2 separate regions of the Homo sapiens genome follow, and region 1 is linked to region 2. The links are chromatin loops, found by intact Hi-C in ENCODE. Cell type or tissue: heart left ventricle. All regions are shown on one strand. Links, peaks and the distances in the headings refer to the core of each region. The heading gives the core; the rest is flanking DNA.

Region 1 (10,632 bases), core at 463-2,962, 100 kb before region 2:
TTGAACTTTGAGGCTAAATTAATAAAACTGACACCCCCAACCTACTGTGGCAGAGCCGATTCCCTGGACTCACCTTCCCATCTTTGGAAGGGAAATCTGGTGAGCTGCCACTCCTGACCACTGGGCGGTGGTCATCTGCAGAGGGAGGCTTCCCGGGGGGCAGGCTGTGGAGCAGCTTCTGCTTAGCTGGGGCCTGGGAGGCAGGGTGGGTAAGAGTCAGAGGCCTGGGCAGGAGGGGCCACCGGGAGGTGTGCCATCAGCACATAACTGCCTTGGAGATGAAGGTTTCCCCTCTCCCTTTGCTTTCCTTGCCTGGGGAGCTGCAGAGGACGCCCACTCTTCCTCCTGAGCCTAGATTTGGAACTCAGGTCCCTTTTTGTTGCTTTTCCCTTACGAAGTCTGCTTCTTCTGCCCCAGGCCCCAGGGGCATGGCCTGGGAAAGTTGAACTCACTGAGCAGCTGAATATGAGCTATTCAAGTCATTTTATTGACTGCTCAATTTTAAATTTCCTCCTAACGGCAAAAGAGGGAGAAAAGGCCCCAAGGCCGCGGTAATTCTGTAAGGAATCATGTCGTTCTCACTGATCTCGCTGATCTCCCGGTATCTACTGAGCATCCCTGAAGCCTGCAGGGTTCCATCCAGCCGGGAAGAACCCCCTAGCAGACAGACATGAGCTTTGTAGGCTGAAAAGGACAATGACAGGGAAGGGGACAGGTCAGGCTGAGGCCACCCAAGGAGGGCTCCTCCTCCAGCCTGGACTAGCAGGGTGGGCTTCCTGGAGAAGGAAAAGTCTGTGCTGAGCCTGGAAACACAGGAAGAGAAGGGAAGAGAAGAGGAAAACCTCGACAGAAAACCAGGCTAACAGTGGAATGTACTAGAGTCAGGCCTAGAGGGGTGCTGTTTGAGAAAAACCAAATGAGAGGCCTCACCAAAGGGCAACACAGAGGGCAGGGGAGGCCGATGAGACTGCAGAACCCCATGTGCCCAGACCTCGGGAGGGTGGAGTGCTTCAGGCAGGGGTGCCCAGAGGAGGCAGACTAGGGAGAGGCAATTCTAAGGTCGATGGTGTTCTGGAGGTGGGGGGTGTGATGGAGAGAGAGGAGCCTGCTGAGCTCTTGGGGGTGGGAAGGGCAAGTGAGCTTATTGGGGGTGCCTGAAGATGAGGCAAGGGGAAGGGGGTCAGCTAGGTGTGGGGGAAGTGGGAGGGAGCAGGAAGTGGGAGGCAGAGCCAGCCTGAAGCATGCAGAGCCTTCAGTGTCAGAGAGTTGCATGGGCGAGTCCAGGGTATCAGCTCTGCCACAGTAGGCTGGGGGTATGCAGGGCCTTCAGCGTCGGAGAGTTGCATGGGTGGGACCATTTTCTCCCTTCTGGCCCTCTGAAGGGCGGGACCCCGTTTTGTGGGCCCCTTTTCACTCTTTCCCTCCTCCCAGAAGGGCAAGGTGCGACTCTGACACCTACTGGAGAGGGGCCCTTCCTTGGGACAGGCGATGTCTGGCCAGGAATCAGGATGTGATAGAAAATGAGAGTGGGCCCTGGTCAGGATGCCTGGTGGGAGAAAGGCGTGTGGAAGGGCTGCTGGGAGGCTGGGGAAGGAGCAGCTAAGACAGGACTGTCCAGCCTAGGTCCCCAGGAGGGAGGAACAGGAGCCCCGCGAAGCAGCGCCCCCTCCTGGCCCCAGGGCTGCAGGGGAGGGCTCTCAGGCACACTGGAGGGGAGGATTGCAGAGCCGCCCATCTGTTTCTCTGCAATTGTTTATCCCGGGGCCCCCTTCCAGCTGCATAATTTCTCAGAGAAGACACTAAACAGGCAGTGAGCGAGTCTTGAGGTCAGGCAGGGAAATTGCTGCGGGACACTGGCCAAGTCCCGTCACTGCTTTGGGCCCTCAGTTTCACCACCTGTAATTAGAAAAACACTGTCCTTGTCTTCTAGACAGGGCAGAGTGAATCTGGGGCCTGATAAGAGGCTTCCAACCTCTCCCTGGCCAAACACAGCAGGAGACAGCTGAGGCAGAAGAGAGATCTGAATGTCACTGCATGTCCACACATACTTTTGGGTGAGAGGACCCCCACAGCCCCCGAAACTCCCCAGGACTGTTTAGTGGTGCAGCCCCTCAGAGCACACAGAGGCCGGGGCATGGCCAGGTCTCCTTGAGCTTGGTACCTTCCTCCAGGAGTCCTGCACCCATGGCGCTGGACTGGAGTACTGGAGGAGATGGAGGCCAAGGAAGCGTCATTCATCCTTCACGGGCCAGAGATTCCAGGAAAGCTTAACCTCGTTGTACCATGAGTCTTTGACCCCAGGACACCCCCATCTGATGAGCCAGCTGCCCTCCTTCCCTTTCCCAGGGGTCCTGCCAGCACCTGCTCCAGATGGCCTCCAACCCCACTGTCCTACGCAGTCCATGACGTCAGAGTTCATTCCTCCTTTCCCCTGCTTGCCAAAAAGAAAAGACAGGTCCTCCACAAATAGGCTCACTTCCCTGGGGGAATCAACAGCTCTCCATCTGGCTGTCAAAGGGCAGGTGAGTGGGGCAGTGAGAGGCTTCAGCCCTGAGAAAGTGAGCAGGATAGTGAGCAAGAGGGCCTCCCCAGCAGAAAAGAGCTCAGCACCCCAACCTCAGCTCAGAGCCTGCACCAGATGTTTGCAGAGCAAATGGATCTGCTGCCAAATTCTTGCCCTAGGGACAAAAGCTTGCCTTGGCTAGACTCTGGTAAAATGTTGGTCATATGGAGCTTTTCCAAGCAGTGAGCCGCTCTTTTCCTGCTCTGGGGGGTCCCTGCAGTGAGCCCACCTTCTTGGTTTGTACCTGGAGGAGAATGTCTATTGTCTGGTCTTGGAGACCTTTTTTCAGATTTGATAGGGGCCACAGTCTTCAAGGAGGAGGGGGCTTCTCCCTATGGATAGAAGGGACCACCAAGTATCTTACAGAAGCCCCCTAACTTGGCACCTTCCCAGAAGGGATCATGGAATGGACTTGCTAGGATCCAGGACCACCAGTCACCTCAAGGGAGCCGTGTCTCTGGATTTTCCAAGCCAGAGACTTCTCTGCAGACTTCTGCCCCGTGAGTGTGTCATCACCCGCTGCCTCCTGGTGAGCGGTCAATTTCTAAGATGAGAATGACCAGAAAACACTTGTAAGAAGCGGACATGACCAAGCCAGATGCTGATGAGGGCTGGAGGGAACAAACTTTTTGCAATCTGGGCTCCACAGGGATTAGAAAACACTTTTAAGCCCAAAGCCCATAAATTGTTCAAAAAACCACCATTATGCCTGTGTGAATTGTCTCTGGGCCCAGTGTGTAACCTTACACAACAAATGTTTCCCGAGGATTGCCCAAGGTGGTCCCTGATGTCCAGTGTACACTTGGCAAGGAGAAGAAAGGTCGTTCTCCTGAAATGATGACCTGTTTTGTCTTGTGGGGGAAATAATTTATGAAATAAAATCCCAGCTTAGAGTCGTGTAGGGTTCAGAACTTCCCAGGAAGCAGCTGATTAAGGATGTCGATGTCCACAGAGGTGGTAAGGAGTAGAGGCGAGTGTCCATGTGACGTGAGCACGTGTCCATCCATGGTTGCTGCTGCCCGGCATCACAGCCCACTGGAGAAGTCGAATCATCATGTGCTTGCTTTCTCGGGCACCCTTGCAACCTGTGCCTGGGTATGTGACCTGGACTGCCCCAATTCCGTTGCACCAGCCCTGAGTTTCAAATTGGGTGCCATCGTCTCAGAGAAGCCGGGTCTTCAGGGAATGCTCTGAATCATACTACAAGAGGAGTTCCTGGGCAGGGTGGTGGTGGCAGTAGGACCCACTGTTCTGTGACAGAGTTGTCATTGATAAAGGCTGGCACATAAAGGCTGGCCCCAATGGCTTGCACTGAGGTCCTCCCTCCACCTGATCCACACTTGATGTTGGCAACTGACCCTGGGTGAGTTATTCCCGAGCCTTCCTGACTGCTCAATGTAATGGTGCAATCTTGGCTCACTGCAACCTCCCAGCTTCAAGCGATTCTCCTGCCTCAGCCTCCCGAGTAGCTGGGATTACAGGCTTGCACCACCACGCATGGCTAATTTTTGTATTTTGAGTAGAGATGGGGTTTTGCCATGTTGGCCGGGCTGGTCTCGAACTCCTGACCTCAGGTGATCCACCCACCTCGGGCTCCCAAAGTGCTGGGATTACAGGCGTGCGCCACCACGCTCGGCCTCCAATGCCCTTTTAATGCATTCCTTTCCACTTCCCTCAGCCAGAGCCGGCTTCTGTTGCTTACACATCAGCCACAGGCATCTCCATGCCCTCGGTGCCCACTGCTTGACCTCCCCCACACTCCATTCTTGGAATAACCATTCTGCCAGAGCCCTACTGCCCTCGCAGACAGCCCCTGATGTGACAGTGAGGACATCTGGGGGTGTCCTTGCCTTCTTCCCTCAGGGATGGATAGAAAGGCAAAGGGGATAACATGTGGAGAGGCAAAATTAGGGGTCCCCAATGGTTCCTCTATGGAAATAGCAAAGCAAATCCTCAGGGCAGTGTTCAAGGACTGGGCCCAGGCCGACTGCTAGCACTGCTGTCTTTAAAAATCACACTCAAAATCATTTGATGGAGATGATTCTAATGATCACACTGCCTCTAAAGAATTAGTTGCTGACCGTAGCTTGCAGCCTGAAGGGGGAGCGTTCACGTAGGTAAAATGAATGAGACATATGCTCACATGCATTACTAAATCAAGCAAATATTTCTAACTTCAGCACCTTCTTACCCCATTAGATGCAAATGTGTTCCTCAAGCAGAACAGGCCTCACTGAGCTTGCAGACACAGGGTGGCGAGTGAGGTGTTACAAGAAAATCCAGAAAGCTGGGTGGTGGCTGAGCCGGGGAGGGCGGGGGAAGGCCTGGAGTCTGCAGGGTGGGAGACAGGGCATCTGGCTTCAGAGGACGGAGCCCAGACATTGGAGCCCTGCTCCTTCCTGTGACCGGAGGAAACTTTGCAGGGTCAGAGAAGTCGTGTCAGACTCTGGGCAGCCTGTCCCCAGACCTCCAGATGCTAGACCCTGCCTGGATCCCAGGCATGCCACTTTCTGTCTGTCCCCTTGAGTTCCATGGGCAGCAGAGCAGTGGGCAGACGGGTGGTGTGCCTGGGTTGCTCCCTGAGAACCTCCCGGGAGGTGAGGTTGCTGGAGAGGAGCGTGTGACCCTCAGGAGTGCTTCTGGCAGAAGGGCCTGGCCAGGACCTGAAGGGAAGTGAGAGGGCCCGGGAATCTTTTCCAGGGTGTGCCCCCTCTGCTGAGCCCTGAGGCTTGCCCTCCATGGGACTGTGCCCATTGCTCCCACAGGCTGCTCCCCTGGCTCAGCACAGGCAGCCAGGATCCAGCTGTGGAGTCCCTCAGCTCCCGAGCATGTTGTTGTCACAGCCCTGGTGGCAACAAACCTTCCTTCTTTCCCGCCACCAGCTTCTCCAGGGAACCCCTGTGTCCGCCTCAGTAGCCCCACCTCCCAGCCCACTGCCTGCTAAATTGGTAGGTGACCAGTAAATGCACAGCGACTGACTCCCAGCACTGCACCGGGCCTCAGGGCACAGCAGGGACAGGCCTCCTCTGCCCTCAGACAGAAGGTGCTGGCAAAGTGACCAGCTGCCCCATTTTGCAGATGGGGCTGTGGAGGCCCCCGCTGGCTACATGGTCTGCCCTCAGCCACATGGGCTCAGCAGGCTGCTGCAGCCACATGAGTGAGTGGATTGAAGTCCAGCGAGCCACAGGGACCGGGCTGGGGAGCGAGCAACCCTGCTTCCCCGAGAGCACATGTGCCGAGAGGAACAGCTGTCTCCACCCCGCGCGCAGTGGGCTCCCATGGGAATGTGGTGTGTGGCTTGGCAGACAAACAGACACAGCTCCTCCACCACCTGTGGCCGTTTTCGGGGTTGGGGGGCGGTTCAGAGCCCTGGGGCCTCTGCCATATCTGTCAGTGGCCATTTCTCTGGGACCTCATTGTCCCTTTTTCCCATTCTTTCCCTTTAAGTTCTGGGAAGTCTGGAAAGGACGAGGCCAGACTGATTGGGAATGTTGTGGCTGGAAGTTTTGGGAAGGCAAGAGCTCTAGTTTCAGAACACCAGCTCTCTCGGTGGCCAGTGTGTAGTGGTCTGAGGCCAGAGCACAGGAGGTGGGTGGGGTAGGGTTCTGAGGCCTAGACGAGGACCGCTGCCCACAGGAACAGAGCAGGGCCAGGGGACATTCTCTCTCCAGTTGTCTGTGACATCAGGACTGCTGGGACTCACCTGGGACTCCATTGCTGCTGGACCTGGCACACAATGGACGCCCTCTTGTGTGAGACTGAATGAATGAACCAGCTCTGACCTTCTGGGAGAAACCTCCCCTCATACCAGCCACCCGGGGTCCCTGAGGGCAGGGCCTCCATTTCTGCCCCCTCTCCCATGCTCAATGACTCTTCTGGTTGACACCCACCTGGGAGATGGCCTCTGGTTTCAGGGTTGCTGCAGATTCTGGGACTGAGACAGAAACAAGACAGCAGTTCAGCCTGGGCAGGGCCTGGAGGCCAGGCGGGGTCCACCTGGTCACAGACTGAGGCCAGGCCATCACTAGGGGTCAGGGCTGGAGTGAGAGAACCAGCTCAGCCCCCCAGGACGGAGGCTAAGCTCACACAAAGCTCTGTGTTCTGCCTGCAATCACACAGTGGAAATCAGGGCAGCCCTGTGTCTCCTGGGGGCACAAGGCAAGGGCTGGAGGCTGGGAAAGGAGCTGCCCCTGGCGGTTATCTGACCCCAGGAGGACTTGCCCAGCAGCAATGAGCTCATGGACCCTGGAGCAGAGCTGGGCAGTGATGGGAAAGGAACTGCATATGTTTGCTGGAGATCTGGAGGCGTGGGCCTTTCACATGAGCTCATGTGATAAGATGCTCCCAGGCCTCGCCAAGCCAGGGGCCCATGGGCAGCTGCTTCTGTAGGAGGAACACTGTCTGCCGGCCCTGCTGGCCTCTGCCCTGCACACACCTTCTCTTGCTTCCTTAGAAACTGCAGGCTGAGCCCAAGGAAGATGACCTGGCGATGCTGAGCTTATTTGGGTGGAATGATGAATGGCCCCTTAAAAATCAATCCTCCTTAGAAATTTGGTATAGAATATTTATCCAATGTTACAGTGCGAGGTAAACAGAAAAGTCAGACTAATAGCAAATATGCACAGCTCCACTGATATAACATGGCCTGTCTACTACTTCCCTGGTTTTCAGATCCTCCGGCAACTTTTGTGTCTAGTTGGATTTGAAGTGCACATAATATCTTGTGATCAACTTTCTCATGTAATATGATTTGATAAAACCTTTTCCATGAACCTTCATAGTCTGCAATGTAATGGTTCACAGTCAGGATTTGGGCTGTTTTTAGTGTCATGTGCTTACAAATATCGCAGGTAAAAACATGCCTATATAAACAGAGTTTTTCTCTTTTCTTTCTTTCTCCCTTCCTCTCTCTTTCCTTCTCTCCTCTTTTCCTTTCTTTCTTTCATCTCTCCTCCTCCCTCCTTCCCTCCCTCCCTCCCTTCCTTCCTTCTCTTTTTCCTCCTTCCCTTCCCTTTCCCTTTCCCTTTTCCTTCCCTCCTTCCTTCCTTCTTTTGTTTCTTTCTTTCTAATTGCTGGTTGAAAGGGTTTGATAGCATAAGCACTCTTTGTGGTTTGGTTGAATTTTGTCAGCCCTGTGCCAATGGACATGACCTGGTATATGGGCTTTCTTAAGTATTTTTATCAGAGTGTTAGATATATTGATATTATTATTTTCATGTTTACTATGAAATGGCCTTTCACTGTATGGCTTTTCTATGCTCATATACAGATGTTTACACATTTTCAAGATGTTTTGAGTTCTCGTAGCCTCCTGCACTTTTCTTTGACTACATGCTTGTGTGGTCGCCTGGCTCAGGCCATTTCTCCCAGGGGCCATTTGTTCCTGGAGAGCAGGGATCTTGTTTGTTTTGCTCTTGCTACCCCAGCACCCAGCCTGGGTAAGTCCACTATAGAGGCTGAAAGTGTGGACCACATAGTGGCTTTGATTCTTGCGAACTGGGTATTTTCACCTACATTACATAGACAGGAGACTAAGCTCAGAAATGTTAAGTACTGGAGTAAGCACCATGGCTGGGACTGAAACTCAGAGGTCTGTCTGCCCTGAAACCCACACTTGGTCCTGACACCAATGTCTCCGTAGATAGGGGGAGCATACACTTTTATATTCTTCTGTTGTGGTTTTAAAGAATGGTTGTGTGAGTGTGTATGCATGCGTGTATTTAACTTTAACCTGTCTGGAATGTTCTGTGGTAAATGGTGAGTAAAGACCTGTTACTCGCATGTCACTATTATCCATTTCCCATATGATGTAGTGATAATTGTTTCTTTCATCATTTTCTCTTCACTTGATTCATGATAAATATTCAACTCAGATAAATATGTTCTGCTCTTCCGTAAAGTTTTCAGAGCTGCTGCATGTGTTCTATAGACTAGTAGGCATTTTCCCTGGTTTTGCCTTAAAATAAAAAAGATTTCCCAAGCAGTTGCTTTCTTATATAAATGTTATTTTTACTTTATAAACTTTTATAAAAGTAATTTTAATTAAAATAGTTGCATTTCATTTTCATTAAACTCTCTCTCTCTCTTTTTTTTTTTTTTTTTTTGAGATGGAGTCTCGTTCTGTTGCCCTTGCTGGGGTGCAGTGTCTCGACCTCGGCTCACTGCAACCTCCATCTCCCAATGATCAGCCCACCTCGGCCTCCCAAAATGCTGGGATTACAGGCATGAGCCAACGCGCCCGGCCTCATTAAACTCTTATTATGGGTTTTTAACTTTATTGTATTGTAATCAGATAATATAACTTATACAGGTTGAATATCCCTTATCCCAAATGTTTTGGACCAGAAATGTTTTAATTTTGGATTTTTTTGGATTTTGGAATATTTGCATTATACACTTACTAGCTGAGCATCCCTAATCCAAAAATCTGAAATTCAACATGCTCCAATAAGCGTTGCCTTCGAGCATCATGTTGGTCCTCAAAAAGTTCTGGATTTTACGCATTTTGGATTTCCAAGTTTTGGATTAGGGATATTGAAACTGTAATATTTATGAGATTTGAACTTTCTTGAGATTTTCTTTTTCTTTTTTTTAAGACAGGGTCTTGCTCTGTCACCCAGGCTGAAATGCAGTGGTATGATCACGGCTCACCATAGCCTCGACCTCCTGGGCTCAAGTCCTCCCAGCTCAGCCTCCCAAGTAGTTGGGACTATACGTGCGCACCATTACACCCAGCTAATTTTTTTTTAATTTACTGTGTTTTTCTTTTTCTTTTTTTTTGAGATGGAGTCTTGCTTTGTAGCACAGGCTGGAGTGCAGTGGCGTGACCTTGGCTCATTACAACCTCTGCCGCCCGAGTTCAAGCGATTCTCCTGCCTCAGCCTCCTGAGTAGCTGGGACTACAGGCACTTGCCACCACACCTGGCTAACTTTTTGTATTTTTAGTAGAGACAGGGTTTTGCCATGTTAGCCAGGATGGTCTTAATCTCCTGACCTCGTGATCTGCCTGACTTGGCCTCCCAAAGTGCTGGAATTACAGGCGTGAGCCACCATGCCTGGCCTTAATTTACTTTTTTTGTAGAGACGAGGATCTCACTCTGTTGCCCAAGCTGGTTTTGAACTTCTGGGCTCAAGCAATCCTTCTGTCTCGGCCTCCTGAAGTGTTAGGATTACAGGCTAACCGTGAGCCACCATGCCTGGCCAGATTTTCTTTTGTGCCTGAATATTTGTTGTTTTTATAAATATCTCACGTGCATTAAAAATATGACTATTATTTGTAGGGGACAAAATTTAATATATACAACTTTCTTAATTATTTTCTGTATACTTAATTTTTGGCAATTGATTTGTAAAGGCTAATAGAACTGGATAAAACCCCCATTTATTTGGTAACTGACTATTTCAATACTTGTCTGGACGTTATTATTGCTTTCTTCTGTGCAGCACTAACTTCTTTCGGAAACTCTCCCTCCACTCTAACCCTGTTTTATTGTGGCCTACCAATCTCAATAACCCATCTCTTTTATTATAGACACAAGCACATGACCCAGATCCGGCCGGACCCAAGCCCCCAGTTGGTCAATGACAGAAACGTAACTCCAGCTCTAAGAAACTTTATTGGTTGCATAACCAGGAAGTCCAGGGCGAGAGCCTATTTATTCGCTGGCTCAGAGGCCAACAGATTCAGTGATTTAAGTGATGTTGAGCCTCTCTCTTTCTCCCGGTAACTTCTCTGCCTCCATGTGATGGCCTTATTCTTTCCTACTACAGAGCGTCTTCCTCTGTGTGGTAGGGGATGCAGGCAGGGAGAGTGATGCCCTCAGATGTCTCCTCTTAGGTCTAGACAGAATCTTATGGAAGGACCAGCTGGCCTTGTTGGCCTTGTTTGACTTGTTAGACTTGGCCAGTCACTGTGGCCAAGGAGATGGTTTTTCATAGATTGGCCAGACTTAGCTCAAGCACCCATCTCTGGGGCCCCAGAGGCGAAATATGAAGATTGCTTGCCCCAGCAGAACCCTGGAGAATGAGGAAGGGATGAGTCTCTAAAGGAAAATTGATAACTGGTAACA
Region 2 (16,803 bases), core at 3,261-5,760:
GTACGTCCTGCATAACCAATGTTTTTTTCCCATAAGAAAGCATGACTGTTTCTTCAAGAATATACCAGTTGAAGGAACTTGATTGTATTAGGAGCCCTCATGTATGAAAGACACAGATTTTTAAGCATGAAAATGTCACTCAATGTAGTAAGTTCATCCTGAGAGACAGCTGGGAACTGGGTATATTCAGACCTCTTGTCTCTTGTGCATGCTTAAGTTTGCTCTTATTGATTGGTGTGATAAGGGGAACTACAGCATTTTGAAAATTTTGCTGCTTCCTCTCTTCCCTGATAACACAGTATAGAATTTCCCTAAGTTAAATCCCTATTGGGTTGGCTCCTAGCAAGTGTGGGACCTAGGACAGAAGTAGAAAAGAAGGCACACATACCTTAAATCAAATATTGAAAAGTTAGACATCAAAACCACCATCAAGTAAAATATATTATTCTATATATTCCATGTAGGAATAGACAAAGTCTATTCCTTGCCAAATACACCTTCATATACCTGAGTTCAAATGTAGAATTCTCAGATTTCTTGCAGCTCCATGCTGAAACATGGCTTCACCTCTGGCTTGCCCCTCTTCCCTTCTCAGTGCTAGCTCCCTGTCCCCTTGTGATTCCCTTGCATTCAGTGAGGGCCCTTTCATGCCCAAACGTGGGCATCCTATCCCATGTATCTAAGCTATGTCCATACCCATTAGAAATACCTGCCATTGAGTGGAGGCACCCCCATTGAGGGGGTGCCTCCGGTGGTGGGGAAGTGCCTGTATATGTCCTGGAGGTAGGCTTTGGGCTGCTTATTTTAGGGAAGCACATCCATTTGGCCCTGTGAACTCCTTGTCTGATGGGGAGGGTTGTGGCTGGAGCAGGGCCAGAGCAGAGGTCCTATGGTTCCTGCAAGCTAAATTCAAGTAATTTACATCTGCAAATGATGTATCTCCATGGTGTAACCTGGCTTGTTAAAGAAAGCTAAGACACAAAAGCAAAAGGTGGTGATGTTTTAAAAGCTCATAGTTGTTCTCTTACTTAAAATTGTATTCTTACTACGTCATACTTAGAAATTTTTAGACAGTTGCGATATTAGGATTGGCTTATTTCTATGCCTCTTTTATTCTTTTATTTGGCTCCTGCTTGAGTCGTAATATTGTCTCAGAGAAAAACAATTCACCTCTAGGTAATTAAGAATAGATCATAAGAGCTACCAATCAAGGCCCATTGCAAGTGATTGTATACACTCTGGTTTTGGACACGGGAACAGTCCTACATTCTTGCTTTGTGGGTTTCAGTTTCCAGAAGCATTATAGAAAGCAACTGAAGAGGGCAATAATAGAGGCAACAGATTACTCATACATAAAGCCCATAACCACCTGTGGTCTAGATTTCTGAGTATACATATCTCATATCCATGTCAAATATGAACTTGTATGAACTGGAAACTTGACTTAGGTTCATTATAGCTTCTACTGATAGAAAGTTGATTTTCATTTTATGACATATAAAATGTATGGGATGAAAAATGCCTGCAGATAGACTGGGAAGTAGAATGTCAGAACCAGGGCCTAATTGTTACCGGCTTAAGCTAGGAGCATAAAGGCAGGAATGAATATGAAAGATGAGGCTTTTGCTCTGACAGTAGGACATACAGTGGCTTCCTCATTTGTAAAATGAGGGGATGGAGTAAATGTTGTCTAATGTTGCTCACATTCTAAAGTTTTTAGAGAGACAAAAATAGAGATTTGTTTAAACTATTTAGGTTTGCTCTTACTCACTCTAAAAATGGTTGTGAATTTACACAATGTCATTTGCTATGCTAAAATATCTCCCTAGGTAAAGAGGTGAAGAACAGTGAATTAGTCAGCAGGTATAAAATAATACTTTGTTTTAGGGGAACTTGACTTAGGTTCATTATAATTTCTACTGACAGAAAGTTGGTTTTCATTTCATGACACATCTAAACTATACAGGATGAGTAACTTATGTGTACTTGCTAGTTTTGTGAGGTTCTCAATAAAAATGAAATACAGAATGTGAGTAAAATCATGTGACTTTCAAGCAAACCAAGATAAAATGATATTATTGTCATGCCTTTTATCCTATTTGGGGATAGGATAAAGAGGAGAAAATTGATCAGATGGAAAAACCTGTCATTTTTAAAAAGCACAGTTTCTATTCTGAATTATGTAAATCTAAGAAGCTCTCTAACTTTTTAATGCATCGTGTCATAGGAGGCACCCTTTGTACAGTGGTGGAATTTATTTTTGGTCCAAAGGGAACTGTTCCATCAATGAAGGATGCTGTGACCATCGTGGCATATTTGTGTTGTCCTCCTTCCCCCAGTCCTCTAAGTCTTTAGTCTGATTACCACATGCCCACCTCCCAATTCCATTATTTTTCTTCCAGGGAAGTTCATTATCTATTTTTCTTTCTTTTTTTTCTATTATCTATTCTTTCTGATGGGTGGAACAAGACTTCTGGCATTCAAACAAAGAGCTGAAATCTTTGGCCTAAAAAAGTGGTTAAAAGAGATGACTCAAACTTTTAATATTGAGCAGTTCCCAAGCTTAGTGTCTTTAAAGTAAGAGATTCAGCGACAGATCAGTCTTCTGAATGAATCAAGGAAGAGCTGAGTATGATGCAGTAGCTATAGATTTTTGTGTTGTCTGAGGTTCAACTCAGCCCTGCTTTCCTTGGTTTCCTGGGATTGTAAGGTGACAGTACTATCATCCCATCAATCTGAAATCTCTGCGCTGCCAAAGGGTGGTTGTATCTGCTTATAATAGAGGCATTTCATTGCATATGTTTGACACGTGAGTATGGGTTAGGGTGACCTCCAAACAGCCCATTTTTCATTCCAAGGAGGTCTGAGAGATCCTATTGCTGTTTGAATTGCAAAAGGCAGCAATAGATGGTGATGTGCCTTATTTCAGTTGTTCTCTCTCTGTTTACTGGCTGTCTCTTCCACATCTCTCTGAGAAGCTTGTCAAGAGGTCAACTACAGTCATGTTTTGTGGCTAACACAGTAGCTTTTCCTCAGGGACTAGGGTGGGGTCAGTTTTGGCAGAGTGTGCAAGCCACAGCTGTCAACCCATAGCTAAACTGGAAATTGAGCAGAAAAACTATTCTAGAAGATCTCTAATGGTTTGTAAGTGGAAGCTGTAAAAAATGCTGAGTGACTAAAATCTGCCCCTCCCCCTTTTTTTGATTTGGTGATTTTGGGATGCTAATTTTAACTTTAACCAAAATTTCATAGTAATCACCTTCAGTCCATTGAGTGTTATGTTCAATCTTATCTATGTCAAGTGTCTCTATTAGAAAAATTTGAGTGATGATGTTCCAGACTCTTTTGCTGTCACCTCCTGTAAGAAAAAATGTTTTACTTCTTTCTTATTCTCTGAAAAAGAGCACATCATATAAACTTGTAGAGAATAGAAGGATAAGAGTACATGTTTGTTGGTGAAACATTTTGAAAATATTTCATTTTCTCAGGAACCCTGACTGCTGGTGAAGGCCTGCATTTCCTTGGCTATCTTGTTTATTTAAAATTACAAAGTAATTTGGCTTACTAAGAAGACTCTGGCACCTATTTAAGCCAAGAAGTTGACACCTGGGGAGTTCACTGGGGAGCCACATTATTTAAAGTGGGTTGTTTCTGAGTGAGTGAGTGAGGATGAAAGTGTCTGTATCTTGTGTTCATTGTCTGGAGTTCACGGTGGTCCTAAGTCAGCAAGGTCGGTAGAGTGTGAAGATCACGTGATGAATCTCATATTACATCTCTTTCCTTCTCTTCTTTGCCCTCTACTTAGGTCTCCGTAAAAACAACCACAATTTAGTCTCTCTGCCACTTTCTTGGGGGGCATTATGAATTTGCTGGTTTCCTCCTAGAGAGTCCAAATCTTAGAGCCATTGCTACTCCTGCCCTCAGTTTGTTTTCTTGGGGGAGATTATATGTTGTTCCTCTTCTGTTCTCTTGCATACCTTCTATTTTTATACTTTCTTGATATGTAAAAAATTCATTTAGTATTAAAAAGGTATCAGCATGCTTTATTTAATACGAAAAAGGATAACCTAAGAATAACTTGCTGTTTTCTATTTCAGTTATGAAAGCAGGCAATCTGTTTTTTGCTTTATGTGTTTTTAAGCTCACTATTGTTTTATTTCTTTTTCCAACCTAGGATGGTGATCGAGACATTTTTATTGATGGGGTTGTTGCTCGTAATAGAGCCTTAAATGGGGATCTGGTGGTCGTGAAACTGCTTCCCGAGGAGCATTGGAAGGTGAGTTAAGTTTTCCCTTTCTAATTACAGATTTCTTAGGGTCTTTCACATTCCATGGTGCACCAACAAGGCATCATAAACTGGAGGAGTCACAGACCCCTTAGGCGCTGTGATAAGATGGGGTGTAATCTTGGAAGCATGCTACCGAATGCTTGGAACTTAGAAGCATCTGCTGGGCAGATTGCTAATTAAATGAGTTCTCCTTGCTCTCTCTCTAGTGATCCATCCTCCCTGTCACATGCCTTGCACTGGTTTTTGGTATTCTTTTGAATAAATACTGAGGGCCCATTCAAACTTGGTATGTATTATTTTCCTACATCCTATGCAGGGAGAACTAGAAAGACAAAGCCATGGAGACAGTGGCAGTCCCCACGCATTTCTGCTGCCTCCAGTGGAAAACCCAGGCAATACATGTGGAGTTCTGTTGGCCCAGTTTGGTGATTGGGTGCCTTGGCAGATAAAAATAGTTGGTCTGTGTTTTTATAAATCAGGGATTTAGTGGCAGAAGAAAATGTTTTTAATATGAGAGTATTTTGGGTTTCGGTCTCCATCTATGTCTGTTAATTGGAAAGGAAGATATGGTTTTAGTTTTGATGGTTTTAAATAAAAGTAAGGATCAGGCATTGGAATGATGTGTGGTGACAATATCTTTGAATTGTCATGTAGGATTGGAGACATGTATCTAAGTCTGAATTTGTCTTCATATCATTTGTTTTATTTGGCTTTTTTGTTTTATTTATTTGAAGAATTTGGTGTCTTCTTCAATAATACGTGTTATAGATGTATCTAAGTCTGAATTTGTCTTCATATCATTTGTTTTATTTGGCTTTTTTGTTTTATTTATTTGAAGAATTTGGTGTCTTCTTCAATAATACGTGTTATAGAGTAGTGACTAAAAGTATGGGCTTTTAGGCTAGGCTACTTAGATTTGAATCTCATCTCTGCCATTCATCTCTATAACTTTGAGTGAATTGTACAACCTTTCTGCTGCAAATGTCTCATCTGTAAAATGGGAATAATCATGGTACCTACTTCATAGGTTTGTCATGAAAATTAAATGAGAATACATGTAAAAATTTTAGAATACTGCCTAAAAATCTTAGAATGGCAGGAGCTCAAGAAATGTTCTTACTAGCTTTTCCAAAAAAGATGTGATGTGAGGAGTACCATTTTATCTCAGAGCTTTGTTGAGGCATACATTCTTTTTAATCTGATACAGCTAAAGTAATTGAGTTATAGCTATATGCCAGGTATTCATAGGGTGTAGGGAATTCAGTAATGAGTAGTATTGACATAGTTCTTGCTCTCATGGAGCTTATAGTTTAATGGGGAGTACAGGTAGGAAAAGACAGATACTGATCACACTTATACAAATTTAAGTGTAATTTTTATTAGTGCTGTGAAGTGCAGGGTTTCTTTTTTTTTTTTTTTATATTATACCCTAAATTCTGGGATACATGTGCCGAATGAGCAGGTTTGTTACATAGGTATACATGTGCCATGGTGGTTTGCTGCACCCATTAACCCATCATCTATATTAGGTATTTCTTCTAATGCTATCCCTCCCCTTGTCCGCACCCACCGACAAGCCCCATTGTATGTGATGTTCCCCTCACTGTGCCCATATGTTCTCATTGTTCACCTCCCACTTATGAGTGAGAACATGTGGTGTCTGGTTTTCTGTTCCTGTGTTAGTTTGCTGAGAATGATGGTTTCCAGCTTCATCCATGTCCCTGCAAAGGACATAAACTCATTCTTTTTTATGGCTGCATAGTATTCCATGGTGTATATGTGCCACATTTTCTTTATCCAGTCTAACATTGATAGGCATTTGAGTTGGTTCCAAGTCTTTGCTATTATGAATAGTGCTACAATAAACATATGTGTGCATGTGTGCATATGTCTTTACAGTAGAATGATTTATAATCCTTTGGGTATATACACAGTAGTGGGATTGCCGGGTCAAATGGTATTTCTAGTTCTAGATCCTTGAAGAATCACCACACTGTCTTCCACAATGGTTGAACTAATTTACACTCCTGCCAACAGTGTAAAAGCATTTCTATTTCTCCATATCCTCTCCAGCATCGGTTGTTTCCTGACTTTTTAGTGATCTCCATTCTAACTGGCGTGAGATAATATCTCATTGTGGTTTTGATTTGCATTTCTCTAATGACCAGTGTTGATGACCTTTTTTTATATGTCTGTTGGCCACATAAATGTCTTCTTTTGAAAAGTGTCTGTTCATATCCTTTGCCCACTTTTTGATGGTTTGTTTTCTTGTAAATTTGTTTAAGTTCCTTGTAGATTCTGGATATTATCCCTTTGTCAGATGGATAGATTGCAAAAATTTTTTCCCATTCTGTAGGTTGCCTGTTCACTCTGATGATAGTTTCTTTTGCTGTGCAGAAGCTCTTTAGTTTAATTAGATCCCATTTGTCCATTTTGGTTTTTGTTGCAATTGCTTTTTGTGTTTTAGTCATACAGTCTTTGCCCATGCTTATGTCCTGAATGGTATTGCCTAGGTTTTCTTCTAGGGTTTTTATGGTTTTAGGTCTTACATATAAACATTTAATCCATCTTGAGTTAATTTTTGTATAAGGGGTCCAGTTTTAGTTTTCTACATATGGCTAGCTAGTTTTCCCAGCACCATTTATTAAGTAGGGAATCCTTTCCCCATTGCTTGTTTTTGTCAGGTTTGTCAAAGATCAGATGGTTGTAGATGTGTGGTGTTATTTCTGAGGCCTATATTCTGTCCTATTGGTCTATATATCTGTTTTGGTACCAGTAGCATGCTGTTTTTATTACTGTAGCCTTGTAGTATAGTTTGAAGTCAGGTAGCGTGATGCCTCCAGCTTTATTGTTTTTGCTTAGGATTGTCTTGGCTATATGGGCTCTTTTTTGGTTCCATATGAAATTTAAAGTTTTTTCTAATTCTGTGAAGAAAGTCAATGGTAGCTTGCTTGGAATAGCATTGAATCTAAATTACTTTGGGCACTATGGCCATTTTCACAATATTGATTCTTCCTATCTATGAGCATGGAATATTTTTCCATTTGTGTCCTCTCTTTCCTTGAGCAGTCGTTTGTAGTTCTCCTTGAAGAGGTCCTTCAGATCCCTTGTAAGTTGTATTCGTAGGTACTTTATTCTCTTTGTAGCAATTGTGAATGGGAGTTTGCTCATGATTTGGCACTCCATTATTGGTGTATAGGAACGCTTGTGATTTTTGCACATTAATTTTGTATTCTGAGACTTTGCTGAAGTTGCTTATCAACTTAAGGAGATTTTGGGCTGAGACATTGGGGTTTTCTAAATATACAATCATGTCATCTGCAAACAGAGATAATTTGACTTCCTCTCTTCCTGTTTGAATACCCTTTATTTCTTTCACTTGCCTGATTGCCCTGGCCAGAACTTCCAGTACTACGTTGAATAGAGTGCTGAGAGAGGGCATCCTTGTCTTGTGCCGGTTTTCAAAGGAAATGCTTCCAGCTTTTGCCCATTCAGTATGATATTGGCTATGGGTTTGTCATAAATAGCTCTTACTATTTTGAGCTATGTTCCAATACCTAGTTTATTGAGTGTTTTTAGCATAAAGGGGTGTTGAATTTTGTCAAAGGCCTTTTCTGCATCTATTGAGATAATCATGTGGTTTTTGTCATCGGTTCTGTTTATGTGATGGATTACATTTATTGATTTGAATATATTGAACCAGCCTTGCATCCCAGGGATGAAGCCAACTTGATCGTGGTGGATAAGCTTTTTGATGTGCTGCTGGATTTGGTTTGCTAGTATTTTATTGAGGATTTTCACATTGATGTTCATCAGGGATGTTGGCCTGAAATTTTCTTTTTTTGTTGTGTCTCTGCTGGGTTTTGGTATCAGGATGATGCTGGCCTCATAAAATGAGTTGGGGAGGAGTCTCTCTTTTTCTGTTGTATGGAATACTTTCAGAAGGAATGATACCAGCTCCTCTTTGTACCTCTGGTAGAATTCGGCTGTGAATCCATCTGGTCCTGGGCCTTTTTTTGGTTGGTAGGCTATTAATTACTGGCTCAATTTCAGAACTTATTATTGGTCTATTCAGGGATTTGACTTCTTCCTGGTTTAGTCTTGGGAGGGTGTTTGGGAAGAATTTACCCATTTCTTCTAGATTTTCTAGTTTATTTGTGTAGAGGTGTTTATAGTATTCTCTGATGGTAGTTTGTATTTCTGTGGGATCAGTGGTGATCTCCCCTTTATCATTTTCTAATGCGTCTATTTGATTCTTCTCTCTTTTCTTCTTCATTAGGCTGTCTACTGGTCTATCTATTTTGTTAATGTTTTCAAAAAACCAGCTCCTGGACTCATTGATTTTTTTGAATGGTTTTTCATGTCTCTATCTCCTTCAGTTCTGCTCCGATCTTAGTTATTTCTTGTCTTCTGCTAACTTTTGAATTTGTTTACTCTTGCTTCTCTAGTTCATTTAATTGTGATGTTAGGGTGTTGATTTTAAATTTTTCCCGCTTTCTCCTGTGGGCATTTAGTGCTATAAATTTCCTTCTAAAGACTGCTTTAGCTGTATCCCAGAGATTCTGGTACATTGTGTCTTTGTTCTCATTGGTTTCAAAGAACTTATTTATTTCTGCCTTAATTTCATTATTTACCCAGTAGTCATTCAGGAGCAGGTTGTTCAGTTTCCATGTAGTTGTGGGTTTTGAGTGAGTTTATTAATCCTGAATTCTAATTTGATTGTACTGTGGTCTGAGAGACTATTTGTTAAGATTTCCATTGTTTTGCATTTGCTGAGAAGTGTTTTACTTCCAATTATGTGGTCAGTTTTAGAATAAGTGTGATGTGGTACTGAGAAGAATGTATATTTTGTTGATTTGGGGTGGAGAGTTCTGTAAATGACTATTAGGTCCTCTTGATCCAGAGCTGAGTTCAAGTCCTGAATATCCTTGTTAATTTTTTGTCTTGTTGATTATTGTCTGTTATTGACAGTGTCTTTTTGTCTTGTCTATTATTGACAGTGGGGTGTTAAAGTCTCCCACTATTATTGTGTGGGAGTCTAAGTCTCTTTATAGGTCTCTAAGAGCTTGCTTTATGAATCTGGGTGCTCCTGTATTGGGTGCATGTATATTTAGGATATTTAGCTCTTCTTTTTGCATTGATCCTTTTGCCATTATGTAATGCCCTTCTTTGTCTTTTTTGATCTTTGTTGGTTTAAAGTCTGTTTTATCAGAGACTAGGATTGCATCCCCTGCTTTTTTTTGCTTTCCATTTGCTTGGTAAATATTCCTCCATCCCTTTATATTGAGCCTATGTGTGTCTCTGCACGTGAGATGGCTCTCCTAAATACAGTACACTGATGGGTCTTGACTCTTTATCCAATTTGCCAGCCTGTGCCTTTTAATTGGGGGATTTAGCCCATTTACATTTAAGTTTAATATTGTTTTGTGTGAATTTGATCCTGTCATTACGATGCTAGCTGGTTATTTTGCCCATTAGTTGATGCAGTTTCTTCATAGTGTCAATGATCTTTACATTTTGGTTTGTTTTTTTGCAGTGGCTGGTACCAGTTTTTCCTTTCCATATTTAGTGCTTCCTTCAGGAGCTCTTGTAAGGCAAGCCTGGTGCTGACAGAATCCCTCAGGATTTGCATGTCTGTAAAGGATTTTATTTCTCCTTCACTTATGAAGCTTTGTTTGGCTGGATATGAATTCTGGGTTGAAAATTCTTTTCTTTAAGAATGTTGAATATTGGCCCTCACTCTCTTCTGGCTTGTAGGGTTTCTGCAGAGAGATCCACTGTTAGTCTGATGGGCTTCCCTTTGTGGGTAACCCAACCTTTCTCTCTGGCTGCCCTTAACATTTTTTCCTAGATTTCAACCTTTTTCCTTAATTTCAACTTTTCCTTCATTTCTGACAATATGTGTCTTGGGGTTGCCTTTCTCGAGGAGTATCTTTATGATGTTCTCTGTATTTCCTGAATTTGAATGTTGGCCTGTCTTGCTAGGTTGGGGAAGTTCTGGATAATATCCTGAAGTGTGTTTTCCAACTTGGTTCCATTCTCCCTGTCACTTTCAGGTACATCAATCAAACGTAGGTTTGGTCTTTTCACATAGTCCCATATTTCTTGGAGGCTTTGTTAGTTCCTTTTCATTCTTTTTTCTCTAATCTTGTCTTCATGCTTTATTTTATTAAGTTGATCTTCAGTCCCTGATATCCTTTCTTCTACTCGATCAATTCATCTACTGATACTTGTATATGCTTCACGAAGTTCTCATGCTGTGTTTTTTAGCTCTATCTAGTCATTTATGTTCTTCTCTAAACTGGTTATTCTAGTGAGCAATTCCTCTAACCTTTTATCAATGTTCTTAGCTTTCTTGCATTGAGTTAGAACATGCTCCTTTAGCTCGGAGGAGTTTGTTATTACCCACTTTCTGAAGCCTACTTCTGCCAGTTCGTCAAACTCATTCTCCGTCCAGTTTTGTTCTCTTGCTGGCAAGGAGTCGTGATCCTTTGGAGAGAAGAGGCATTCTGGTTTTTGGAATTTTCAGCCTTTTTGTACTGGTTTTTCCTCATCTTTGTGGATTTATTTACCCTTGGTCTTTCCTGTTGGTGACCTTTGGATGGAGTTTTTGTGTGGTGGTCCTTTTTGTTGATGTTGATGCTATTGCTTTCTGTTTGTTAGTTCTTCTTCTAACAGTCAGGCCCCTCTTCTGCAGGTCTGCTGGAGTTTGCTGGAGGTCCACTCCAGACCCTGTTTGCTTGGGTATCATCAGTGGAGGCTGCAGAACAGCAAAGATTGCTGCCTCCTCCTTCCTCTGGAAGCTTCATCCCAGAGAGGCACCCGCCAGATGCCAGCTGGAGCTCTCCTGTATGAGGTGTCTGTTGACCCCTGCTGGGAGGCGTCTCCCTGTCAGGAGGCACAGGGGTCAGGGACCCACTTGAGGAGGCAATCTGAGGAGGCAATCTGTCCCTTAGCAGAGCTAGAGCGCTGTGCTGGGAGATCTGCTGCTCTCTTCAGAGCTGGCAGGCAGGAATGTTTAAGTCTGCTGAAGCTGCACCCACATCCGCCCCTTCCCCCAGGTGCTCTGTCCCAGGGAGATGGGAGTTTTACCTATAAGCCCCTGACTGGGGCTGCTGCCTTTCTTTCAGAGATGCCCTATCCAGAGAGAAGGACTCTAGAGAGGTAGTCTGGCTACAGGGGCTTTGCGGTGCTGTGGTGGGCTCCGCCCAGCTTGAACTTCCTGGTGGCTTTGTTTACACTGTGAGGGGAAAACCGCCTACTTAAGCCTCCGTAATGGCAGACGCCCCTCCCCACCAAGCTCAAGTGTCCCAGGTCGACTTCAGACTGCTATGCTGGCAGCAAGAATTTCAAACCAGTGGATCTTAGCTTGCTGGGCTCCATGAGGGTGGGATCCGCTGAGCTAGACCACTTGGCTCTCTGGCTTCAACCCCTTTTCCAGCGGGGTGAACAGTTCTCTCTCACTGGTATACCAGGAGTCACTGGGGTACGAAAAAAAACTCCTGCAGCTAGCTCGGTGTCTGCCCAAACGTCTGCCCAGTTTTGTACTTGAAACCCAGGGCCCTTGTGGTATAGGCACCCGAGGGAATCTCCTGGTCTGAGGGTTGTGAAGACTGTGGGAAAAGCATAATATCTGGGCCAGAGTGCAATGTTCCTCACAGCACAGTCCCTCATGGCTTCCCTTGGCTAGGGGTGGGAGTTCCCTGACTCCTTGCACTTCCTGGGTGAGGTAACGCCCCACCCTGCTTTGGCTTGCCCTCCGTGGGCTGCACCCACTGGCTAACCAGTCCCAGTGAGATGAACCAGGTACCTCAGTTGGAAATGCAGAAATCACCAGCCTTCTGCGTTGGTCTCACTGGGAGCTGCAGGCAGAAGCTGTTCCTATTTGACCATTTTGTCTGGGAATCCTCTTTTTTCTTTTTGAATTACAGTGAACTTTCCTAGTTCAGATCCACCTCCCAGCTTCATCCCCAGTTGCTGCCAATTGTTGATACAGTGTCTTCCCTGGATTCCTTGAAAGCATAGCTAAAGGCTGGCTTCATGTTTTAGGTATATAGGTTGATTTAGGTCACTTTGTTTTCTTGAATCTAGCATAGTGTTGACCAGGTCCAAGAAGATAAGAGAAGTGTATTAGGGCCAGGTCAAACCAAAGGAAACATTCCTAGAGGTCATTTGAGGGAGTAAAGAGGCAGCATTGTAATGAAGAAGAGCCAAAGAAAGAACAGAAAGATGGTGGCATCTTTTACCCTAAGACATGAGAGTGGTAGAATAGGGAGAAACAGAAGAATGGTTAGCAAGTTGGGTGGGTGTAGAGCAGACCAGAGCAGGTATAGGTGCTGACTGGTTGTACAGTAGGCATGGAAAGCATACAGTAGAGCACCAGTGGAGCTCTACAGAAGTGGATGAGATTGCTTAAAAGAGCAAGGCCAAGTAACCTGGCATCCTTTCTGCCCTTGGACCCAGGCAAGAGATGGCCAAAATAAGCAAACATATGAATAAGTAAGTCTGTTGCATTGTTTTCCTTGTTTCTCACCCCCTTTATTGATAAGACAGTCAGCACAGCCTTTCCTGTGCTGTTAGAAGTGCTCTTGCTTCAGGCAGGAAGTCTAAGACGATGGGGTAGATTGTTAACCAAAGCTTGGGGGTAGGTTGAGGGTTAAAGTGTTTGCTGTTGTTGAGGTCTGGAGGAAAGGTTTGGGACTTGAGCATTCTTGTTTCTGCCTTGGTGCCTTTTTTCTTGGACAAAAATCAGTACCTCTTTTAAAACTGAATACAACAAAGTTGTGTTTCTCCCTAGAGGCCTAATTTTATGAATTTCTAGGTCATAAAATTAGCTTAGTGCTACCTACTTCTACAAACTGTTATCTGTTTAACTAGCTCCTACAGAGGGGCTGCTGGCTGCCTCTGAAGCTTTCAGAAGATTTGAAATGTAGAGGGTAGCCCCGGGTTCCTTATTATTTTGTTTCTGTGGAGCTCCCGAGAGTCTTCACAGTGGCTGCCTGACAATTGCTTTTTGTGTTAACGTCAGCCCCATTAGGTACATCTCTCAGGCCTCATTAGTTAGAATATTTCACAGCTTCTTATTCTGAAGTGGGGGAGTTCTGTTGTCCTTAGCCCACCTGTGATAGTTGTTGGTGACAGGGTCAAAGTAGGGAGAAGAGAATATTCGGACTGTCATCAAGAATCCCTGACGTCTAGAATATAAACATCTCCAAACATACTGGCCAATTGTCTTACAGGTTTGTTAGTACAAAAGCATATTGTTATCAAAGGAATCTGTAGTCACTAGCGTGAGCCAATGTGGATTAATTGGATTATTCATCTTTGCTTCTTTCTGCTTGTCGTGCTCACTCCTCTTGGGTATGTAAACTACAGGGCTTTTGGGGTTTTAGAAAAACAACAGTTCTTTTCGTTGTAGTAGTAAATAGTCAATTTATTTCACAGCATGATTTTTGGCAAAATAGATAGCTGTATGAGTATCAAGCTGTGAGGCAATAATGAAAAATAATTTACTCTTATATAACTCTTCGAAGTTCAGATTCTTCCACATTTTTACTGTCTCCTTATACTTTTTATTACAGACATCTAATGAAAGATAGTTGAGGGGCAAATGATAGTTTCTTCCTTTGTCAATTGGAATATTAAGGTACTGTGAGAGTGACTGGTTTGAGGACTGAGAGTTTTTGGCAGAACCAGGGATAGAATCCAGATCTCTTGACTTACAGCTTAATATCCTTTTCCTCAGATTTTCAAAGTGGAGATCATGTCCCCAAATGGTTAGGAAGCATTGATCCTGACAGTTCTGCCTGGAGCAGTTCAAGGTACCCAGTGGCTTCTCATCTACCATTCATCCTGCCCTGTGTTAGATTCTAGAGATACAAACTAGAATAGGTCACAGGCTTTGCGCTTAAGGAGTTCATAGGCTGGTTGGGAAGAGAATGGAAACAATTATGGTACGGTTTGCAGGATGGAAACAGAAATACCACACTGTTATGGGAGAAACAAACTCTATTTGAAAGAATTGGGGAAGACTTCATAGAGGTTACATTAGAGCTAAGGTTTAAAGGATGGGAATAGAGAAAGAGAGAGGATTTGTTTTATTTCAAGATGAGAATGATTTGGCAAGAGAGGATTGTGAAAATTTTAGGTTTCAGGGAGGCATGTATGGATCAAAGCTTTCTCTTCCTGGTATACTATTGGCTGAGTACAGCAGCCCCTCTACTAACTCTCCCAGACATTGGAAGAAGTAGTGGGCTCCTAACTCTTCTGAGGATCCTGCCCTCAAGGGAAACTGAAAGGGGGACCATGGCACCCTTTTACAGAGACTCTTCGAACATTGCTGCCAGCTCAGTAAACTCTTGTTTGCCATTTATTTGATCTTTGCCCTGCTTCTTCCATTCTCTTTCCCTTTTTTTCATCAAGTTCACCTCCCATAACCATAGCCCATACTTGTCTTTCATCTTTTGGTTAACCATAATGAGTTTATTCTATTATTTTCCTTCTCTTAATACCCCAATACGGTAAATTACAAATATGCATATATAAACCCTGTGGGTGCTAATAACAACTGCTAACTTACTGGTGCTTACCGTGTACCAGGTACTGTGTTTAGTGTCTTGTACTATTCTTTTGTATGCTGTTGTCTGTATCCCAATTTTGTGAATGAGAAAACTGGGGCTCGGTTTAAGCCTCTTATTTAGGGCACATATAACTAAGGAGTAACAGAGTGGTATTCAGATTTACATCTCCTGGCTTCATGATCATACTGTTATTTGTTATTCCAGAGATATCAAGGAGAGAGTTATTTGATCTGTATACAGATATTGTCAGTGTCATAATAATTAGCACACATTTAGAAAATAAAAATATATGCTTCAGCATTAGGTAATAGGTAATATCTTAAGTTGCCATCATGGATAAACAAGGTGACTATCAGTTGACATAACTAAAAGCTTAGTGTTAGTCTCAGAAAATAAACAATTCAGAAAATATTAGTTAGAATTCTAGTGGTTGTATCTTAGGACTGGAGAGGTATGATAGGACATTATGGAGACAGGTGTTGAGAATGAGGGAGAACCTTAACAAATACTTGCCCTAGACAGTGGAGATGACCCAACAATAAAAGTCACATCAGAGTTGCAGCTTGCTGTTCAAGGCAGAGTCAAAGGGGTTACAGACCTAGATGCCATTCCTGACTCAATGGCAGCAGATCCCAAATTCATAGTATTTGGATGCACAGGTATTCAAAAGGCAGGTAGGCAGTTGTCATATAGGAGGAAGGGGGTCCTACTGGGGCTTTGGGACAGGGTGCTAAGTTCAGAAATGTGGGACTGTTTTGTTATAAGCAGAGTGGTAGAAGCAGCCACTGGGCTAGGAGTCAAGGATAGGATTTGATCCTCAAGCTGGGAGAATTGACTAGAGCCATACTGGGAGCAAAAACCAAAGCAGAGGACCAGCCTTGAGAGCCAGAATTCTGAAACTTTTTTTGGTTGTACCAAAGGAGTCTTGGGAGCCCAGAATTCAGCTGTGGTATTTTAGTTGATGCAGCCATAGTGATTGGCTCAGAGAAAATAAGAGTAAAAGAGGCTGACAGAGCATATTAAAATTACACTCAATCGGCAAAACAATGTGATACAGAACCTAACTAGCAAAAGAGATGGATTTCAAGTGAAACTTTTACTCATTGAAACTGTTAAAAATATAGTAAGACAGGCAGGAATATGCTTGATACATTGATACCTGTTGGAAACCTATAATGCTAGGGACTCATTTATTTCTCCCACATGTATTTGTGCAGCACCTGCAGGGTACTGAGAGGATAAAGTGGGAATAAATCAGTCAAGTACTTTGTTAGCAAGTCTAAATTTCTCTCAAGACAGGATTATTTCACTTAACTTACAGCAGAGCAAAGTCTATACATGATTTAAGGAAGTAGCGTTCAGCAAGGGAATAATAGATGTATAGGTGAGTGTTTCGGAAGAGATTGGCACTGAAAGAAAGAAATAACTTGAGTCTGAAAGAATAAAGGAAGTGTTGATAGGAGTGGCTACTCTTGTTCTAAATTAAACAAATGCAGAAATCAAAGTACACATTTAATCCCTAATTTTCAATGGTTGTTTCAAACCTTCTTATGGTCACATGAAATTGGTCTAGTACAGTAAAGTGTTTCCTTTGACAACTAACTTTTCCTTCAAGTGATTGTTTTAAAGTTTTGTGTTCCAAGTTCTTCTTTAAATGTGCACCCATCATACTAGATTATATTTAATCCAATCTCTTATATAACCACTATCATTTTGGATTGTTCTCAATTCCAGTGGAATTAGAATTTCTTAGAACTGTTTGGTTTCTTGGCCTGCATGGCAGGCCTGAAAAAGACTTGGAAGGTACTCAGTGATGGGAGGGCAAGATCTTCGGAGCCTCCATCAAGAGTAGTATGGTAGGTAAGGTATATCCACTAACATGATCAGATTTTCCCAAGATTGTTATATACACAGCCTATTTTTAACAGTCATCTT

What was found. Peaks named below come from ENCODE experiments on the same cell type or tissue, not always from the same donor. Only the 100,000 strongest peaks of a DNase experiment are listed, where the experiment ranks them.
Region 1: a loop joins it to region 2, with 2.8 times the contacts of the local background. A loop is called at or near these places in 1 of 110 quality-filtered maps.

Annotation. Positions count from the first base shown.
Region 1 is chr2:231,928,502-231,939,133 of GRCh38, forward strand. No RefSeq gene overlaps it. Among named protein-coding and RNA genes, the nearest start is that of NPPC, 7.4 kb to the left of the region's middle. In heart left ventricle, for the core only: a CTCF peak has its summit at 1,670 (motif pointing left); DNase peaks (open chromatin) are centred at 1,770 and 2,320; H3K27ac peaks cover 1,320 bases; H3K27me3 peaks cover 889 bases.
Region 2 is chr2:232,025,805-232,042,607 of GRCh38, forward strand. It overlaps DIS3L2 (DIS3 like 3'-5' exoribonuclease 2), which reads left to right. Exons shown (of 21, transcript NM_152383.5): 5 at 4,175-4,276. Among named protein-coding and RNA genes, the nearest start is that of DIS3L2, 72 kb to the left of the region's middle. In heart left ventricle, for the core only: a CTCF peak has its summit at 4,673; no DNase peak of the experiment used is centred there.